Linked DNA regions of Homo sapiens: region 2 is linked to region 1. A link is a loop called in an ENCODE intact Hi-C map of the cell type or tissue named here. Cell type or tissue: PC-9. All regions are shown on one strand. Each heading gives the region's core, and the rest is flanking DNA. Links, peaks and the distances in the headings are about the cores only. Region 1 holds the start of NDUFAF4 (NADH:ubiquinone oxidoreductase complex assembly factor 4). Region 2 has its middle 210 kb from the start of MANEA-DT.

Region 1 (5,386 bases), core at 173-5,172:
AATACAAATGAATACAATGACAAAAGTCATGAGTGCAGTAACCACAAAGCAGGCATCTGGGCATAATTGCTGGTTGATCATTCTAATCTCTAATCTGAGACCCAGTGTTCCTCAATATGAATACTGGATCTGCACAAAGCCTAGTTTGTTTTGGTTTTGAGTTTGTGGCACTACCCCCCGCTCCCAGTATTCTAGGTTTTACAGACCCAAAACACTGCATCACTATGAAATTGGCCAAACTTGGGAACCTTGTAAATTATTTCAGTTGGACTCCTACAAATTCTCTGGTTTCTAATCTGGAATCCAGGCCCTGGAGAGGTTCTCTCTGCCTGAACACCAGAACCTCTGCCAGAATAAGTCATTCCTCCATAAATCTGTTGTGCTCCTCACTAGTGGTTGAGATTTGATTGATGAAACCTCTGAGGGCTGTCCTGGGCCCCTTGAGCCAACTGTCACCTGGGTTTAGCTACTGTAATCCTTTGGAGAACGCAGAATGCTGTTGAATTATGTTCAAAAGAAGGAGTACCCAATGGTAAAAGTCTAGGCAGAGAGAAAGACATGAGGGCAGAGGGAAACAAAGTGGGGACTATTTCTGTGGCCAATGTCAGGCACAGGCAGGTGGCATTTTATGCCCGAGAACTAATGATTCCCACCCATATTCCAACCTTAATAAATCTAACAATACCACCACGTGTGCTGAGCACGTTAATCAGCAAATAAAAATCAAATTTAGCATTTTTTATTTTTTAAAAATTAAATTATTGAAGAACATGAGTCTTACCGTAATCTCAAATTTTTTTATCACTTTCATTCACCTATTCACCAGAGCTTCAGAATATGTGTCCTTTTTAAAACTGCTCCCTTCTCCTCTGAAAAATGAAAAACAATGCAAATATTGAACATCAGATTCTGAGCTGGGCATTGTACTAGACACATATTTTTAATCTGTGTAAAACCCCTTAGGTGATTACTATTATCCCAATTTTAAGATGAGCAAAGTGTGTTCAACCACATTAAGTTACTTGCATAAGGACTCACTTCTGGAAGCAGGGCTAGTGTTCAGGCAGAGAGAACTTGTCTGGGGTCTGGACTCCAGCTCAGGGATCCTACTTGTCTTTCAGTTCATTTGACCTTTATTTGATAATTGTTTAGTACCTACTGTGTACTAGCTGTTCAATGTGTTGAACAGTGAACAAAACAGACAAAGTTCTGTCCTCAGAATTTACATTCTAGTGTGTTGTCAAGACCCTGGGTTTATTAGTATCTTAAGATATTCAGCCATACACATGCATCATAATACTCCACTCAGATGGAAGCTTCATTCTAAGCAGCATCCTAGTTATACTTTCCTTGGGGATCTGACTTCAATCCTTAACATAAGCCCAACAGGAGTTCTTAAGTTCAGAGTTCCTGTTAATTTATATGTTTTGACAAGAAGAGCTGGAATTATGCATTTATGGTTCAGGTTTTATTTCCATGATTCCCAAAGGGTGACAGCCAATTGTGAGTTTCTGATGGAGTGCATCTGCCTTCTGTTTTGCAATTTGAGGGCCTGAGCAGCACTGGGCCAGGATCAGGCAAAGCAGCTGACACATGCTGGAAGCTCTTTCAATGTTGAATCCAAGCTCTATTGGAATGTGTGAATTCAAATAATTATTTCATATTGTAATCCCTACTGTCCTGACAGTCACTTCTAACATTACTTTTTCATACTGCCCGAAGTTCGGTGGAATTTCTATGAAAATGAGATTTTCACTTTTAAAATATTTTAACAGGCAGTGAGTCGAATTGCTACCATGATTAAAGCACATAGACATAATGAGGCAGATTAAAATTTCTTAGCACCCATAGAAATAGAAATACCGTGCCTAAAAAGCCCTGAATCACAAGCATGCTTAAAAGTATCAAAGATAGAAATCTTGGAGCAGCCTGCCACCTTCAGGATAACTTCCCAGTTAATGCTATCTGAGATCACTGATTTCAGCTTCTATAAATTCCAAATACCAATCCCTGTAAAAATGTTCAGTATAATTAAATAAAGGGCATTTAAATTAGAGTGGCTGAAGCCGTCTTCCTTGCAGTGCTTTTGCTCTGATTAAGCATTATACTTAATGATTACATTAGTTTTCTTTTTAAAAAACTTTCCCTTTCTTCATTTTGGTTCTTTGATTCTTGTTTTATTATTATTATTCTATTCGATTATCTTTACATCAATATTTTCTTACTTTAAGCTGGTTAAAAACATCCACTCTACTTCATTTTGCTAAGCAGAGATCAGAACACTAAAAATAGATTTTGCAGCCACAGTAAGAGAAATACTGTAACTTCCTTCCTACTGCTTCCTTCCTGGTGGGTTTTATTTTAGATTAATAACAATATTTCTAAAGGGTCTTAAATAAAAGCAGCACTACAGTAACCCATTCAGGAAATGGAGAGAGACGGAGAAGGTGAATGTAACACTCGTTTTTTTGTTTGTTTGTTTTTTTTTTCTGACGTCTTATTGTCTGTTCCTTTCATTAAATTACACAGAGGCTTAAAAAGAATGAAGAAGGCAAGAGAGAAGAGAAATAGGAGAGGGAATGACTCAGCATTTAGTAGCATGGAGAAGTAAATTAGTAGCAAAAATAAGATAAGGGAAAGTATAACTAAAATCGATACCATTAGGTCAAATGAGAACGGGATGTAAAAAATAATGGAAAAAGAATACAGTGGCTTGAAAATGCATCAGGCGGGGGGACAGGAAAATAAGAGGCATTTAAATGAGAGCGGCTGAGAACAAATACTCATCGAAAGGGAACATCCTTTCATTATTTTCCTTTCACAAAAGCAGGAAAGGGCAACTTGAGAGCCCAGTTTGACCCTGGTTCAGTAAGTTCCATTTTTATCGGCTAACTCTTTGGTGGCATTGCCCTGTGAAACAACTTCAAGGTCAACTTCCTTACGACTTTGATTTTCAGCTCTTCACTGAAACTTTGGAATCACGTGGAGTCTTATCCAATGCTGGGCCTCACTCCACAAGAATTAAATCAGAAAGTCTGGGGTAGGGCCCGGCACAGAACTTTACAGAGCTTCCCGGGTGACTCCCTCGGAGTTCCAGCGTTAAAAGCAACCGTGGGTCTGGGGACTTAAGCCCCGCCACCTCCCGCCGGAAGCGGCCCTCGTGGGAGCCGTCACTCGCCCCGAAGGGAGGGGCTCCCTTTTAAATGCCCTGGGCAGAGAAGCGGTGTGTGGCCTCCCGAGCGCTAGGGGGCGACGGGCACGCATTTAAGCGCCCGCGGCGGGGCTTCCCCTCACTTGTGCGCATGCTCCGGGTGTCCCGGAGTTGTCCTGCGCCGGTGTTCCCACGTGCGGCCTGAACCTGAGCGCATAATGTTATGAGGAGATGGGAGCACTAGTGATTCGCGGTATCAGGAATTTCAACCTAGAGAACCGAGCGGAACGGGAAATCAGCAAGATGAAGCCCTCTGTCGCTCCCAGACACCCCTCTACCAACAGCCTCCTGCGAGAGCAGATTAGTCGTGAGTGGTGCGAGGGCGTTTCGGGGCCCGGGGGCGCGGAGTCCCTGTGCTGCCCGGCTGTCCCTAGCGTGGGTCCGGAGGCCGAGGGATCGGCGTCAGCCTGCTCGGCCGCAGCCGCTCGGGTTGGCGGAGCGTTGGAAGGGGGAGCCGCCAGGCCGGTGACATTGAGACTGTCCTCCGCGCCCGCGGTGAGGTCGGCGGCCCCGCCTACTTCCGAGACCCAGAGGCAGCAGCCAGTGCTCCCGCTAACCAGGCCCTCGCCGGCTGCTGTCACGGACTTGATACAGGGAATCAAAATCCGAGAGGGTCACAGAGCTTTCTCTAGGGGTCTTCACTGGACGATGGACGCAGAGCCTGACCTGGAATTTTGATTTCCATCTAAAGTATTTTCCTAACAGTCCAAATGATTATGTTTATTTTTTAAAAAAATTAAAGTGGTTAGGCCGGGCGCGGTAGCTCAAGCCTGTAATCTCAGCACTTTGGGAGGCCGAGGCGGGCAGATCACCTGAGGTCAGGAGTTCGAGACCAGCCTGGCCAACATGGCTAAACCCCGTCTCTACAAACAATGCAAAAATTAGCCGGGCGTGGTGGCGCGCCTGTAGCCTCAGCTTGTCGGGAGGCTGAGGTGGGAGAATCTCTCGAACCCGGGAGGCGGAGGTTGCAGGGAGCCGAGATCGCGCGACTGCACTCCAGTCTGGGCAACAGAGCGAGACTCCGACTCAAAAAAGAAAATAAAAGAAAGCGTTTGTGTTAAGCGTTTAGGATATTACAGGAAATTTTCCTTGATTTTAATATTGTGACTTTTTTCCTTTCCTTAGTCTATCCAGAAGTTAAAGGAGAGATTGCTCGTAAAGATGAAAAGCTGCTGTCGTTTCTAAAAGATGTGTATGTTGATTCCAAAGATCCTGTGTCTTCCTTGCAGGTAAATGTGTGTTTAATTAAGTGAATACACAATTTACTTATTTTGGGGCTTCAGGAAAATGATTAAGTGTGGCAAGTAGTAAAAAGAGTGCTCTGCAAGTGTGTGTTGTGATCAATCTACACGCCTTGGCAAAGTTTAAGCACACTGGTGTAAGACAGCAAGACACTTATGCCTTGGTTCACTGGATATTTACCAGAATTCTAAAATAACTTGTGGAAGTATTGATACAAGCAACTGTGTGAATTATTTCATAGTATTTCAGAATTTGTAGGATTTGGTAAGGCATTACTTCCAGTGGTTGTCATTTGAGTGACAAAAGCAGAGCTTTAATATTATTTTCTCATTCTTCTGTGGATTGAGGTATGTTCTAATCTCAGAGACTCCTTTAGTAAGTGGTGTTGTTGGATTTTGTGGGGTGTTCCTGTTTGTTTTTTTAAGGATGTATTCAGATAGGATATTTAAAATTAGAAGGATCAAAGAATACATTAGGAATGGGAACCTATGTGTAAATCCATATTCTGTATTATGTAAGTCCTGGGCACAAGTGCTTTGTATATAGTGATGAACAAAACTAGTCCTTATTTTCACAGGGCCTATGATGTTGTGAAGGACACAGCCATTAAACAAATGAGCAACAATGTGACCATAATTATGGGAAAAGTACGTGCACTGCTGAGTATATTGGAGGGACCTCTTTGAAATGGGAGGATCAAGGATGGTTTCTGAGGAAGTGATAGTTATGTTCAGGCCTGAGGAGGGATCAGTTGGAGTTAACCAGATGAGTTTTTGGGGGCAGGAAGATTCTAGTTAGGGGTAAAGTTTGATTAAAGGCCAAGGAAGTGCCAACAACTTCCAGATTTTTTTTTTCATTCTAAAATATTCTGGTACTGTCCCTCTCTCTCTGGATATTTGCACAGATAGAATTATTAATATAATTTTCACTACA
Region 2 (5,386 bases), core at 227-5,226, 1.5 Mb after region 1:
TAGTAGTCACTTAAGAACTCAAAATGTCACTTGATTATAGCTAGGCCACTGATATGGTTTGAATATATGTCCCTGCCCAAATCTCATGTGGGATTCTAATCCCCAGTGTTGGAAGTGGGAAGTAGTGGAAGGTGTTGGGATCATAGGGGTGGATCCCTCTTGAATGGCTTAGCCCAACCCTTTGGTGATAAATGAGCTTTCACTCTGAGTTCTGGGGAGATCTGGTCATGTAAAAATGTGTGTCACCTCTCCTCCCCTGCAGAGTCTCTCCTCTCTCTTTCCATGTGATGTACCTGGTCCCATTTTCCCTTACTCCATAATTGTAAGCTCAGGCCTCCCCAGAAGCATATGCCACTATGATTCCTGTGCAGTCTGCAGAACCATGAACCAATGTAAACCTTTTTAAAAATAAATTACCTAGTCTAGGGTATTTCTTTATAGCAATGCAAGAATGGACTAATACAGAAAATTGGTACTGAGGAGTGGGGGATTTCTGTAAAGACCTGAAAATGTAGAAGCAACTTTGGAACTGGGTAATGGGCAGAGGTTGGAATAGCTTAGAGGGCTCAGAAGAAGACAGAAAGAGACAGAAAGGTTGGAACATCTTAGAGACTGGTTAAACGGTTGTGACCAAAATACTGATAGTGATATGGGCAATAAAATCCAAGTTGTAGAGATCTCAGATGGATACAAGGAACTTATTGAGAACTGGAGCAAAGGTCATGCATGTTATGCCTTAGCAAATAAATTGACTGCATTCTGTTCATGCCCTACGCATCTGTGGACGTTTGAGTTTGAGATATGATGACCTAGGATATCCGGCAGAAGAAATTTCTAAGCAGCAATGTGTTCAAGATATAGTCTGGCTGCTTCTAACAACCTATGCTCAGATTTAGGAACAAATGAATGACTTAAAGTTGGAATTTATATTTAAACAGGAAGCAGAGTGTAAAAGTTTAAACAATTTGCCCCTGGCCATATAGCAGAGAAAGGAAAAGCTCTTTTGGAAGAGGAATTTAAGCAGGCTGTGGATCAACCTCATGCTAGAGAAATTTGGTTAACTAAAACAGAGCCAAATGGTAATAAACAAAACAATGGTTAAAAGGCCTCAAATGCATTTCAGAGATCTTCCAGGCAGCCCTTTCCATTGCAGGCCCTGAAGCCTATAAAGACTGAATGGTTTCATGGCCCAGCCTAAAGTCCCACTGTTTTGTGCATCCCAAGACACTGCTCCACATATATGCCTACTCTAGCTCCAGCTAGGATTCTAAGAGACTCGGGTATAGCTTGAGTTGCAACTTTGGAGAATGCGAGCCATAAGCCTTGGCAGCTTCTATGTGGCATTAAGCCTGTAGGTGCACAGAATACAAGAGTGAAGAACGGTTGGTAGCCTCCACCCAGATTTCAGAAGATTTATGAGAAAGCTTTGGTGCCCAGGCAAGTGCCTGCTGCAGTGGGGAAGCCTTCACAGAAAACCTCTGCTAGGGAAGTTGAAAGGAAAATGTGGAGTTGCAATCTCCATACAGAGTCCCTAATAAGGCACTGCCTAGTGTAGCTGTGAGAAGGGAGGCATTGTCCTCCAGAACCCAGAATGCTATATCCATTAGCATTATGGACCCTGCATCTGGAAAAGCCACAGGCATTCAACTCCAACCCATGAGAGCAGCCCTGGGAGCTGAACATGCAAAGTCACAGGAGCAGAGCTGTCCAAGGCCTTGAAAGCCCACCCCTTGCAGCAGTGTGCCCTAGATGTGAAACAGAGTCAAAGGAGATTACTTTGGAGGTTTACGATTTAATGACTGCCCTGCTGGGTTTCGAATTTGCATGGGTTCTGTAGCCCCTTTCTTTTGGTCAATTTATCCCTTTTGGAATGGGAATGTTTACCCAATGCCTATACCTCATTGTATCTTGGAAGTATATAACTTGCTGTGATTTCACAAGCTCATAGGTAGAAGGAACTCATTTACAGATAAGAGTTTGGATTTGGGACTTGGGATTTTTGAGTTAATGCTGGAATGAGTTAAGACTTTGTGGGGACTACTGAGAAGGGATGATTGTATTTTGCAATATGAGAGGGACATGAGATTTGGGAAGGGCCAGGGATGGAATGATAAACCTCTTTTCTTATAAATTACTAAGTCTCAGAAATGTCTTTATAGCAACGCAAGAAGGGCCTAATACAGCCACCCCTTAGTCTGACACCATCCTTTCCCAAACTACAATCTGATTCAACTAGCTAGTACTTCTTTTTGTGTTATTTGAACCTTAAAGATTTACTTGGAATATAACTACCACTTCAGAAGAAAGTGTCAGGTATCAGTGTAATCCAGGCTCAACCACTCACCAACTTTGTGTCTATGAGCAAGTTACATAATACAATTTAAATGTTAAGTGCTCAATACTTGCTACAAATTATCAAATGTGCTTGTCTAATGATCCATGTTTTCCTGAGCAGCAGAGCACACCCAGGGAACAGAGAAAAAACTACAGGATATTTGTTAACATAGGTCATTATATACATATTTGTGCCAAGATTAGATTGACTGTCAGTTTAGCTAATTATCAGATTTTCATAGCAAAATAGGAATTTCATGAAATGTATAACACACACATGCTATGGTGTGACCTATCAATGAATTATCATTTTCAAATATTTTTGCAATGACAAAAAGAACTCTGTGCCATATACAGAGATTTTCTCTTAAGCCTAGGTGCCAAAGTTTTAGGCTGAATTCCTTTTGCCTTATTTAGGGGTCAGGGAATAGGAAGCACACAGATTAGTTTAATCAGTAACTTATTTGTAAATTAATAACTAGGAAACAGTATTTGTTTGATATTGAATATCATTTTATGAAGATGCGGAATTGCATGTGACTCATACGTCTAATACTGATTCTAAAAAATTGCCATGTTAAAGTTTAAAAATTACTGCTCTTGAGTAGCTAAATTTAGGAATATATATAAAATGTGATTTTACCTTTATTTACCTCTTAAAGAAAAAAGTTAGTTATACAGAAATTAGATTTCTATTCTCAAAATAGTCATTTTGAGAATAGCACACCTTAAATGTGTGCTATTACTATGGATGTGAAAGTGATTCTTGTTTCATTATAACGTAAAGCTTGCCCTCTAGTGGTTTCAGGCTAGTTATTTATTCAGGGAAAACAATTTAATGGAAGATTCACTACTCAAAACTCAACAATGGTATACTTCTTCTATTTCTTCAGGACTAGCATGCTAATAATGTAAATATTATGAGCAAAATACAGCAACTCCTAAGAAATATATATTAGAAAAGTATGTCTTCTATAGACGCCACCAATAATTTTTTAAAACCAAATATATTTTTAATAAACATGGAATATTTATTAAAAGTTAAATTAAAATGTTAGGCTTCATTTTTTTGTTTTAATTGTCAACAGCTCTACTAATATTGTGATTGACAGTATTGTCTCAGTCCTTTCCTGGGCATGTGCACAGTCCTGAGTATGTGTGTAGCCTCCTAGATTTCTTGGTTATGTTTAGCTTTGCAAAGTTTCTTATGATCATGTCAGTCCTCAGTATTTTCTTTTGTATTTTGGTCAAGTTCTTGTTCCTCCCAACAAATAAAGCCACATTAGGCAGCTGTGATGTTAAACAATTGCTGTTGATTATTTTTGGCAAAATCCTGAGAAGAGGGCTCTTCACAAACAGCGAGAGCTCCAACTAAGGTCAGATAAAGACAAAACCTGAGAATAGTGCTTTCTAACAAGCTGCCAGACACGTAAAGTAGTGACAAATCTCTGCAGACAGGACTTCTAGGGAGTTCCTACCTTATTCTGCCTCACTTAGTGGCTGCCAAACTGCTGGTTTTAATAGCTATTGCATTTGGAAGACTAGATTTCTTTTTTTAAAAAAAATTATTTAAATATCTTTTGGGGTACAAATGATTTTTCGTTACATGGATGAATTATATAGTGGTCAGTTCTGAGATTTTAGTGCACTGGTCACCCGAGTAGCATACATTGTGTAGTAATGTAGTAATGTAATGTGTAGTTTTTTATCCTTAACTTCTCTCCCACCCTTCCCATTCTAAGTCTCTGAAGTCGATCATATCACTCTGTATGCCTTTGCATACTCATAGCTTATCTCCCACGTATAAGCTTATAAGTGGTTTTCTACTCCTGTGTTACTTAGAATAATGATCTCCAGCTCCATCCAAGTTGCTGCAAAGGACATTATTTCATTCTTTTTAATGGCTGAGTAGTATTTCATGGTGTACATATTCCACATTTTCTTTATCCACTCATTAGTCAATGGGCGGTTAGGTTGGTTCCACATCAATTGCAACTGTGAATTGTGCTACTGTAAGAAGACTAGCTTCTCGATTTATTTTTTCTTTTTATTATTGTGAGAAAAAGTCTCAGTTTATTGTTCAGGCTGGAGTTCTGGAGTTCAAAGGTGTAATCATAGCTTACTGTAGCTTCTAAATCCTGGGTTCTGCCTCAGTCTTCTGAGTAATTGGGATTACACATGAAAACTATCACACCTGGCTGAAAGACTTGATTTCTAGGGTTATCTTGAAGCTGAAGAGAGAGGGATGAGATTAGGGAAAGTTAAAATGCCATAAATTGCAATATTCTTACATATTCAGCCATTTTCTTCTTGTGTAAACACTTCTCAAATTGTTACAACACTTTGATTAATGTCTAGAGTTCAGGAAAAGTTGATTTTGATAGTTTTTGCATGTGTTTCTGTTGCTTTCATAGAGGAGTAGATTTTCAGAGGTCTTACTCTGCCATTTTAGAAGTCAAAACTCCTCAAGTTTTAAAAGTACCATTTGTTGGTTCTTATTTGGTATTGCCCTAAACTAGCGAATTAATGTAAGAATTTTAATTTATAGTATTTTCTTTTTCAATTCAAGTATATAATGATGCTTCATTTTTTTTCTGTCCATATATTAAATGTCTCAGTTAAGTTTTGTTGTGTTCTATGTTCTTATTATATTATCCAACTGGTTTATGCTGGTCTGAAGAAAAGCTATTAATTTCTTCTTTTTTTTACATTGCTGCTCTACTGAACCCTCTTGTTAATTCTAATAGCTTTCAGTTTATTTTCTTGGGTGGCTAGTGTAGGGAAAAGAAAGAGAGATCAGACTGTTACTGTGTCTATGTAGAAAGGGAAGACATAAGAGACTCCATTTGGAAAAAGACCTGTACTTTGAACAATTGCTTTGCCGAGATGTTGTTAATTTGTAGCTTTGCCCCAGCCACTTTGACCCAACCACTTTGATCCAATCTGGAGCTCACAAAAACATGTGTTGTATGAAATCAAGGTTTAAGGGATCTAGGGCTGTGCAGGACGTGCCTTGTTAACAAAATGTTTACAAGCAGTATACTTGGTAAAA

The links. Peaks named below come from ENCODE experiments on the same cell type or tissue, not always from the same donor. Only the 100,000 strongest peaks of a DNase experiment are listed, where the experiment ranks them.
Region 2: it touches region 1 in a loop (19-fold over the local background); 3 of 110 quality-filtered maps call a loop at or near these places.

What each region holds. Positions count from the first base shown.
Region 1 is chr6:96,895,798-96,901,183 of GRCh38, reverse strand. NDUFAF4 (NADH:ubiquinone oxidoreductase complex assembly factor 4) reads left to right here and starts at 3,293. Exons shown (of 3, transcript NM_014165.4): 1 at 3,293-3,518; 2 at 4,337-4,440. The coding sequence starts at 3,383. It also overlaps a transcript of KLHL32 not described here. RefSeq lists an enhancer at 3,371-3,470. In PC-9, for the core only: CTCF peaks have their summits at 1,971 (motif pointing left), 3,016 and 3,216 (motif pointing right); DNase peaks (open chromatin) are centred at 1,943, 3,293 and 3,613; H3K4me3 peaks cover 3,412 bases; H3K27ac peaks cover 2,394 bases.
Region 2 is chr6:95,361,953-95,367,338 of GRCh38, reverse strand. No RefSeq gene overlaps it. Among named protein-coding and RNA genes, the nearest start is that of MANEA-DT, 210 kb to the left of the region's middle. In PC-9, for the core only: a CTCF peak has its summit at 3,118 (motif pointing left); no DNase peak of the experiment used is centred there.